Regions from separate parts of the Homo sapiens genome. Here all the other regions are linked to region 3. A link is a contact called in ENCODE Hi-C or POLR2A ChIA-PET data. All regions are on one chromosome and are shown on one strand. The core of a region is the stretch at or near the end of the contact, and the rest is flanking DNA. Distances in the headings are between cores, read along the strand shown. Region 1 overlaps LOC101928277 (a long non-coding RNA gene). Region 2 has its middle 49 kb from the start of HBS1L. Region 3 overlaps SGK1 (serum/glucocorticoid regulated kinase 1).

Region 1 (3,482 bases), core at 390-2,889, 680 kb after region 3:
GGAGAATCGCAGCATGGAAGGGAGGAGGTTATAGCCAGAAGTAGGGTAACATGACCAGCCGTGAGTTAACAGAAGGCAGGCGGTGTCAACCTCTGGACCTTCAGGACACTTCCCACAAGCAGCCAATGAGCCATGGTGCGCTGATGGGGAACAGCCCGCCCATCTCGGTGACACAATTAGGGGTCTAGTTTCAGAAAAGCCTATTGAAGATATATGTTCATGGAAACCATGCTAAAATAAATTTATATTTTGTAGCTGAGACTTCTGGGCACCTGAATATAATTCACTGTGAATATTTGTTTCACTATGATGTTTTTTTGCATTGCCCAAACATGAGACTACATAATTTTGTTCAGGCAGTGTGGTAAAAAGACTGATACACTGGGACCCAAAACACCTCAAGCAAATCTTGACTCATTCATTCAATGTCCTTGTGACTTTAGACAACTACTCTTATTTGTCCTGAACTTCTTCAAATGTAAAACAACGACAATCCCCCAGACTCCTCCGGCTCTAAGAATTTACCAGAATTTCTCTGACTGATGAATTTATGTGAGAATGTAGCATCAAAATCAAGCCTCTCTGGGATAAGCTCCCACACTCAGACTGAGGTCCAGGAAGGGAAAAGCAAGTGGTGACTTCTGGCCCACTGAGCTTCCGTTCATCAATAAGTGGTCTGAGAATTGAGTAAAAATTCCAGAAAGCCACTGGTCTTCAGTCAAGCAGAGACAGGATTAAATATGAAAAGTAAAGGTTGGGTGCAGTGGCTTACACCTGTAATCCCAGCACTTTGAAAGGCCAAGGTGGGCAGATCACTTGAGGTCAGGAGTTCAAGACCAGCCTGGCCAACATAGTGAAACCCCATGTCCACTAAAAATACAAAAAAATTAGCTGGGCGTGGTGGCACGCACCTGTAGTCCCAGCTACTCGGGAGGTTGAGGTAGGGGAATCCCTTGAACCAGGGAGGCAGAGGTTGCAGTGAGCCAAGATTGCACCACTGCACTTCAGCCTGGGCAACAGAGCGAGACTCTGTCTCTAAATGAATAAATACAGATACATATGAAAGTATTCTTTTATGTAGCAATAGAGATTAAAGAACAAAGGTGTACTTATCACCTTTTTTTTTTTTTTTTTTGGAGACAGTTTTGCTCTTGTCACCCAGGCTGGAGTACAATGGCACGATCTCGGCTCACTGCAACTTCCTTCTCCCAGGTTCAAGCAATTCTCCTGCCTCAACCTCCCGAGTAGCTGGGATTACAGGTGAAGTTTCACCATGTTGGGCGGACTGGTCTCGAACTCCTGACCTCAGGCAATCCACCCGCCTCCGCTTCCCAAAGTGCTGAGATTATAGGCGTCAACCACCGTGCCTGGCCCCTTCCTTTTTAATTGTCACAGGGGCAGAACATTCTATCATCTCTCCAGGAAAACCACCATGTTTCTGAAGGCATTAAGCTCCAAGCTGGCTAACAGTCAAGCCACAGGAAGGAGAAGGCAGAGCATGAAACATAAGCTGTGTGACTGGTACCTGAGTAAGAGCAAGCTAATTATAAAATGGACCTAGTGTTAGGTTCCACTTTTATGGGTCACTTGCTGCACTTCCATATTTGAGGGTCTAGGAAAGGTTGTGTTGTCACCCGAGTGGACTTTGCCTCTCATGCCAGTAGCTAAGAATTCCCTCTCCTTGCCCATGTGGTTTCTCTGATTACATGATTACTCAGGCTGACTGGGATTTCTTTATTCTAAATCAGCCCTCTTTATCAAAGGACCCAGTGATGATCTCTGGACATTCATTCTTTTATGGTACTGAGGCTGATAGCAGTGAGGTCACGTTCCAACCCAGCACAGTTTGAAAGGGACAAGAGGCCTACTGTACATACTGTACCTCCTCTTAAAGCTGGGTGTCACCTTGTTTTATCACCTCTCAAGCACTGAAACTTCAAAGCACACTGTAAAAGCTCAGAAACAGCTCTGTGAATCACAGAATATACATATAAACACGTTTAAACTACCTTTGGGATTAAATAAATGTAGCCTGCATTTCCAGTTGATACACAGTGACCCAGACCGATAGAACTCATGAATTAAAAACAAATGTTAATCCATTTCGGCTTCATTTCTATCCCCGAGATTTCCTAATGGTTTTGTTTCCCAATCCATTTGAACAAAACAAGATAGGTCAGCTTTCATTGTAGTCAGAATATTTTGCAGGAGCTGATGAAAAAATTATCATCATGAGGCAGATAAGAGCACACAGATGATGTCAAAACAAGGTCAAGCGAACTTGAAGTTAAGCAAACAGCTCTCAGTGGGCTGTTTTGGACATCCCTTCTCTTTACTTGTAAGAAATGTAACTTTTAATTTCTTAAGCATGCTCTTACTGCAAATGCTCAGAGATGAAAATCTCACCCCCTTCGCTTATGTTCATGAGCTTTTATCAGTTGGAGCATCCCAGGTGGACCGGGAGAAAATGCTGATCATTGCTACAATAAAGGAAACTTTAAAAAATTTTATTGATACATAATTTGTACATGTTTATGGGGTACATGTGTATTTTGAGGTATGTGTACAATGCATAATGATCAAATCAGGGTAATCAGGATAGCTATCACCTCAAACATTTATGATTTATTTGTACTGGGAACATTCCAAGTCTTCTAGTTATTTTGAAATATGCAATATATTGTTGTTAACTATAGTCACTCTATTGTACTATAGACTGCTAGAACTTATTCCTTCTATCTAACTGTATGTTTGTACCCATTAACCAACCTTTCTTCATTCCCATCTCTCCCATCACCCACCCCACACACACCCTTCCCAGCCTCTGGTAATAATCATTCTACTCTCTACACTATGCAATTAACATTTTTTAGCTCCTACACGAGTGAAAACATGTAATGCTTGCCTTTCTATGCCTGGCTTAACATAATGACCTGCAGTTCCATCCGTGTTGCTGCAAATGACAGGACTGCATTCTTTTCTATGGCTGAGTGCTATTCTATTGTGGATAGGTACCACATCTTCCTTATCTGTGTATCCACTGACGGACACTTAGGTTGATTCCATATTATGGCTATTGTGAATAGTGCTGCAATAAACATGGGGGTGCAGGTTTCCCTCTGACATACTGAGAGTTAGGGAAGCAATTCATCCAGGTCAGATGTCATTGAGCACCCACTGACACTCTGACACTCAATTTGCTGCCTTCAGGGAGGCTGTTGCTGCCACTTGGAGGCCAAAACACAAAGTTTCTCCTTGAATCCAGTAAGAACGAGGTTTATGGGTGGGTTATTATCATTTACACTGGTGATACTAAGAGCAGGTGGGGGAGTTTTACATAAACTGCTCTCCACTTTTCAAATAATTAGAGTGATCATTTTTTACTGAGTATCAGATGAGAATTGTCAACAATCCCATACTAAAGTTCAGTAGAGGAAATGTATTAAGCACCAAAGTGCCTTTTAATGTGGAATTCATGAATC
Region 2 (3,179 bases), core at 141-2,640, 930 kb after region 3:
CTGTATGTATACACATTTTGTTTATCCATATGTTTATCCATTTGTTCATGAACATTTGGTTTATTTCTACCTTTTGATTACTCTGAATATTGGTGTACAAATATCTGTTCTAGTTCCTGCTTTCAATTCTTTTGGGTATAGATCTAGAAGTGGAATTGCTGGGTCATATGGTAATTCTATATTTAATTTTTTTGAGAAATTGTCACACCATTTTTCCAAAGCAGCTGCACCCTTTTACATTTCCATAAGCAATGCACAAGGGTTTCAATTTCTCCACTTCTTCTCCAACACTTTACAAAATATATACAATGAGCATTCTAATAGGTGTGATGTAATATCTCATTGTGGTTTTGATTTGCATTTATCTGGTGATTAGCAGTATTGAGCCTCTTTTCATATGTTTATTGTCCTTTGTATATCTTCCTTTTAGAAATAGCTATTCAAGTCCTTTGCCTATTTTTGAATTGAGTTGGTTTTGTTGTTATTGTTGAGTTGTAGTTCTTTATATATTCTGGATGTTAATCTCTTATATGAGATATGATTTGCAAATGTTTCCTGCATTGTGTGAGTTGCCTTTTCACTCTGCTGATTGTATTCATTGATGCACAACAATTTTTAATCTTGATGAAATCCAATTTATCTATTTTTTCTTTTTTAGACTGTACTTTTAGTGTCGTATCTTAAAATAACTGCCAAATTCAACGTCATGAAGTTTTTCCCCCATGTATGCATCTAAGAATTTTATAGTTTTAGCTCTTGTGTTTAGATCTTTCATCCATTTTGAGTTAATTTTTGTATATGATGTAAAGGAAAGCCCTCACTTCATTCTACTGCATTTAAAGTAATAACTTTTAAATAAATGTAATCATCTAGCAGTTTAACCTCTGACATTGAAGTCTTACCTGGGAGAAAGGTCACTGAGGACCTAAGTGCCCAGATGTACCACCATGACGTAGTGACCCAGAGCGTCCAAGGGGCTGGTCTTTCCATGGCCCCCCCTCATCACTTCCTGAAGCCTGCTGTAGACTGCTATAAGAGCGGCCCTCTCTCTCTCTTTTTTTTTTAAACAACTAGAGGCACCTGTTCTTTGAAGTGGGTGTCAGCTGCAGATGTAACACCCATTATCACATGACATCTGTTTTTAGTTAGTGAAAAATGCTGCGATGCTTTACTTATTTGCCTCCCTGCTTAAAAATCCACAAGCTTCAAAATTTCCCACAAGGGGGATCATTAATTTTTTTCTCAAATACTTTTTTTATTTTTTAATATCAGAAGACATCTTTTTGGTATTTACATGTACTGTTTTCAATCTCCTCTATTTTAAGTGGAAATAAGTAGAATGGCATATTTTAAAACAGCATTTTATATGCCATTTTTTCAGACAGGAAACATCAAAGATTCCTGGCAGCCTCCCAATTATACAGCCAGATGAATGATCAATTAAAAAGCCACTAGCAGCTAATAGGGCACATGCCACAAAAACAGAACATTACAGGTCGACTATGATGACAAATATGACTTTTTGGCTAGCATTCCATCAGTGTTTTTCTGTTTTTGTTCTTTTTTTTTTTTTTGAGATGGAGTTTCACTCTTATTGCCCAAGCTGGAGTGCAATGGCGCAATCTCAGCTCACTGCAACCTCCACCTCCTGGGTTCTAGTGATTCTCCTGCCTCAGCCTCCCGAGTAGCTGGGATTACGGGTACACACCACCACCCCCGTCTAATTTTTGTACTTCTAGTAGAGACGGGGGGTTTCACCATGTTGGCCAGACTGGTATCGAGCTCCTGACCTCAGATTATCCCCCCGCCTCAACCTCCCAAAGTGCTGGGATTACAGGTGGGAGCCACCCCGCCCTGCCATTCATCAGTCTTTTTCTAGTTAGCATCAACTGTATTTTTTCCTCTGAACAAAACAAACTATAAACTATATAGTTCATACATATGTATACACACACACACATATATATCAAATGTTTTCATATTTGTGCTAAGTAATTAGTGCCATGAAATATTACTAAATAACTTATTTCTGTTTCCAATGTGGCTGCATCTGAGACAGGAAATGAGCACTCTTAACTAAAGTAGACTGTGGGAAGACCCTGAGAATTTCTTAGTGAGCCAGCTCTTTAAGTCTTATTTCTCTCATTCTAAATCCTTAATATTCTATTATTCTTCCTGAACTATAGTTCTTGACTTTTCCTAAACTGCAGTGAGAAACTACGGAATGAACTTAGGCTTGCTTACGTAATCTGTGAGGCCCAGTACAAAATTAAAATGTGGGGCCCCTTGTTCAAAAATTATCAAGAATTTCAAGATGGCAACAGCAGAGCATTAAGGCAAACACAGGGTCATTCTGAGCGTGCGGTCTGTGCAGCTGCACAGGTTTCACACCCATGAAGCTGGCATTTTGTGTGCTTGTTTCTGTGTTCAGCCATTTCTAGGACTCAACTGCAGATACTGATTCTCAGATGCTGCCAAGGAGTCATTTTCATTTTCACCTTAATGTATCTTTTATTTCTTTTCCTTTTTTTCCCAACATCATCCTGGAAGTCCTATTAATGCAACCAACTTGTCTCCTCCTGATTGGTGATAGCGCCTTCCCCTTGCTGCTCAGCCAACTTTCCGTCATCTGTGAAACTATGCCCTAACTGCCCCCATCCAGCTTTTTTCTACACATGTATCCAGAATCTGCTATGAATATTTCATTCAACAATAACAAATATTTATTTTCTAATTGCCCCAAACAGACCTTGAGATAAGAATTTGAGAGTGAATTATTTACTTGAGAAGTAAAAACCAGCAGGGGAGGGGGAAATGATGCAGGGAAAGAAGGCAGCCAACACAGGTGTATTATTAGGACAGCTACCAAAGTCTCAGAACAACTCCCCTCCCCGCTTTTCCTTACTCCCATTCTCCTCCATTGAAGAGCAAGGCAGCTGTAGTATTTATGCATCAAATGATGAGAATCATTGATTGAGGGCTGCTCTGTGGTAGTGATGGTTGTAAATCCTGAAGTGTGATGCATAGAATAGGTAGAATGGTCTTATATATCATTTCTAGAAAGCGTCCTGGAGCTTGGAGATGCAGATACAGGCAGTTTGAAGTTGGCCAGAGCACACTTGAATGACAGAATCCAAGGAACCTAGGAGGATATGACAGCATCTGCTATGTTTGAATAC
Region 3 (3,286 bases), core at 322-2,821:
GACTATTTCTCAATTTCCATCTCAACTAACTGCTTTAGGTCGGCCTTCTTCATCAGGCTCTGGAAGGGCGAAGTTGTCTGCTTTGTCCACTACGATATCCTGAGCACTCGCAATAGAGCCCAGAGTAGGCTTTCAAATATTTCTGGAAAGAATTACCTGTAACTGAAGACAAGCCAAATGTCAGGACAAATAGTCCAACTTCACAGGACAGGCAATAAATACAGGAAGCATTACTTCATAGCAATCCTTGCAAGATGAGTAAATTGCAAAGGATTTCCTTGGATGGATTTATGAATGACAGACACCATAAAATGCTGCTAAAAAGGCCTGGAACGTAGGTTGGCTTTAAGACCATCCTATACTCCCCTGGAGTCAGAAACCACTGCTGTTGGGAGCAAACCACTAAGCAGGAAATTACAGCAGGATTTTCATGGTTTTCAATTTTAAACTAACCCATGATTACCCCCTTAACCAAAATATACAAAATAACACATGACACAATATATGTAAATATTTTTCAAGGTTTTATTGCAAACCAAAATCAGTTTATCACACACAAAAAAAGTTGTGTGATGGGATGAGGGAAGGATTGTACGTATTATAACCATGTTAATTACAGTACATTAAAATGGTGGTTTACATTACAAATAAGCCTGTAAGTTTAAATATACTAGTGTTATAACCCAATGTACAGACGTTCTTTATACAATACATACAATTATCAGGAATGCAAAAAAAAAAACATAAATAATGCCCATTTTACAGGTGACATTTTAAACAATGAAAAACACCAACGGCTCTGACTGACAACTGGGGCATTGGTCCATAAAAACCCTTTCTAAAAATAGAAATATTTGTAGCAGCAATGCTTTCTTTAAGCATCTGAATACGAGTCATTGCAAGACCATTTCAATAAATTTTAGTTATTAACCGTATCTTACAAAAAAGTCTACACATAAATTTATCTTCCAAATATGGAAGAAACAAACAATGTCCCACGTTGTAGTGTCCTGCAAGTGTCACATTGATGCTTATAACAAAATCCATCTGTGATCAGGCATACCACACTCACACGACGGTTCACACAGCATATCCACAAGGGAAAATAAAGAACTGAAACACTGCGATAGGAAAAGCTTTGGAGCTAACACAATCTCTTCAGAAAAGGCACATTTCATAATATTCGTCATCACAGCCCAGACAGATCTGCAGGAGACCTTTTTTAGAACAGCGTCCGCTTTCTAACGAAACTCCTGCCTCCGTCTAAGGCGGCACTCTAACGCTCGTTTCAGAGATAGCACCACGTTGGAAGGAAGAATAAAAATGAAAACCTCATGAGCTCACTGAGGAGAATGTGCTCTTCAAAAAGCTTCCAGCGAACAGTGTGCAATAAGATTGCTAAGCTTCCAGAGATGTGCAAATTCTCTTGTAAGATGTCCTGTCAGCTGGCGGCTCCACCAAAAGGCTAACTAAAACATTCGGAAACACACATAAAATCCTTTAAAACCAAGCCCTAACAGGGTTCAGAGGAAAGAGTCCGTGGGAGGCGCATAGGAAAAGCCTAGGAAAGCCTCGGCAGCTTCCTTGACGCTGGCTGTGACGAGGACGCTGTCAGGGGACTTGCCAATGGAGTTGGGGACAGGCTCTTCGGTAAACTCGGGGTCAAAGTGCCGTAGGTCGTTGGGCCCACTCTGTGACGGGAAGGGAAAAACACTCTTGTCAAGAACTCACACTAGACACAGGACAGGGAAATCTTGACCAGGCTTTAAATACCAAGTTTAAGTCTTATATCAACTTCCATAATCACCCACTTCAAGCACAAAATCTCAAAAGGCTACACACAGTTAAACATAAGAATAATGTTCACTTGTTGCCTTTTGGTGCTTCGAATTGATAAATGTGTCTAAAAATTATGGGAGCCTTGTTGGGACACAAAAATGTGCTTTTTATGTAGGTAAAATAACAGGTTTATGGAGAAAACATCTGCCAATGTATTCCTTCCAACCCTCCCCCAGACAATTCTGAATTAAAATAAATGCCCTTTGGGCTTCTCTATACTTAGAAGAGAGACAGATACTCACCACATTTGGGTTAAAAGGGGGAGTAATCTTCTTATTAATGAGATCATCCCAGTTAATTAAGGAGAAGAAGACATGACTCTTAATCTCCATCTGTTGATAAGAAACCCAAGATTAATTTAGACAGGTGCATTCAATAAGGGCAGGGAGGTCTAGTGCACGTCCCGGCCGGCCCAGGAGGACAGGAAAACATCACTCACGAAGTCATCCTTGGCCCCGAGCCGCTTTGTCCTGTCCTTCTGCAGGAGGCCCTCCAGGAGGTGTCTTGCGGAATTTGTAATATTTGGTTTCAGCTGGAGAGGCTTGTTCAGAATGTTGTCGTACATTTCAGCTGTGTTTCGGCTATAAAAAGGCGGCTGAAAGAAGGGGAAAATTACTTTAGACTTAATTGGAAGTTTCATATGGCACACATTACCAGTAGAGAAAAAGATATAAACGGCAATAAATATTAGGCTCGATTTGAGAAACTCTCCCCACCTCAATGCTTTCTTTTCCCTTGCTATTTAAGTGTCTACTTTGCAACCCGTGTGTGTGTTTGTGTGTGTGTGTGTGGAGGGTGAGGGGGTAGATGTTAATAAGTGGTAGTTTTTCACCACCACACAGGTTCAATGTGGTCCTATCTAGTAAAATGTGAAATGCACAAAAGAACCAGGTAAGTGATTATTCTTATGAACTATAAAATAACCAATATGCCTCTTAGCTGCTTTTGATAAGCGTACTGGTAAGGGCAAGACACCATGGCCAAGCATGGGCTGTGTGAAGGCAATATTGTAGGGAGCAGGCAGTGTTCCATGGTTCCCAATGTGCCACTCACCAGGCCATACAGCATCTCATACAAGACAGCTCCCAGGCACCACCAGTCCACAGTCCTGTCATAAGGCTGCTTATGAAGCACCTCAGGTGCGAGATACTGAAAAACAGACCAGGGAAACAGCGTTTAGAACCTGCGAAAGCAAGCAATCCCACGACCACACATTTAGTTTGAAAAAGCTGAGAGACCCAGAGCCAGCTTGGAAGATAGATATCTTTAGATTCCTTCCTGATAAAACTGCTGGACTTTTTGAGGGTGACTGGCTACCTATGTGTACTGACATTTAGGAAACTGCTGGGCACTTGATATCTCTTACTTAGGGATTTAGAAAGTTTTTATGATGCAGATCTTACTTACAAACAGCTACTTTTCAGTAAAGGAACAGAAGGACTTGGGA

Evidence for each region. Hi-C counts contacts between places; a loop is a spot of excess contacts on that map. ChIA-PET counts read pairs that join two places held with the same protein, here RNA polymerase II (POLR2A). Pooled maps may share reads with other maps.
Region 1: a loop to region 3 is called in a pooled map, with 1.9 times the contacts of the local background. The contact joins two enhancer-like sites. A Hi-C loop is called at or near these places in 1 of 37 single-sample maps with no recorded cell type and 1 of 50 pooled maps. POLR2A ChIA-PET finds 5 or more read pairs at or near these places in 5 of 52 experiments (HepG2, K562, activated CD4-positive, alpha-beta T cell and 2 more).
Region 2: a map of CD4-positive, alpha-beta T cell shows a loop between it and region 3 (7-fold over the local background). The contact joins two enhancer-like sites. A Hi-C loop is called at or near these places in 3 of 168 maps with a recorded cell type or tissue (CD4-positive, alpha-beta T cell, CD8-positive, alpha-beta T cell and naive thymus-derived CD4-positive, alpha-beta T cell) and 5 of 50 pooled maps.

What each region holds. Positions count from the first base shown.
Region 1 is chr6:134,851,677-134,855,158 of GRCh38, forward strand. All of the region lies in intron 2 of LOC101928277 (a long non-coding RNA gene), which reads right to left. Among named protein-coding and RNA genes, the nearest start is that of ALDH8A1, 97 kb to the right of the region's middle. Within about 2 kb of position 1,640, at least 4 of the 41 ENCODE cell types and tissues checked have a DNase peak (open chromatin) inside an H3K27ac peak, as active enhancers do.
Region 2 is chr6:135,102,026-135,105,204 of GRCh38, forward strand. No RefSeq gene overlaps it. Among named protein-coding and RNA genes, the nearest start is that of HBS1L, 49 kb to the left of the region's middle. Within about 2 kb of position 1,391, at least 3 of the 41 ENCODE cell types and tissues checked have a DNase peak (open chromatin) inside an H3K27ac peak, as active enhancers do.
Region 3 is chr6:134,168,745-134,172,030 of GRCh38, forward strand. It overlaps SGK1 (serum/glucocorticoid regulated kinase 1), which reads right to left. Exons shown (of 14, transcript NM_001143676.3): 11 at 2,893-2,988; 12 at 2,279-2,434; 13 at 2,082-2,171; 14 at 512-1,691. The coding sequence ends at 1,524. Among named protein-coding and RNA genes, the nearest start is that of SLC2A12, 120 kb to the left of the region's middle. Within about 2 kb of position 1,572, at least 6 of the 41 ENCODE cell types and tissues checked have a DNase peak (open chromatin) inside an H3K27ac peak, as active enhancers do.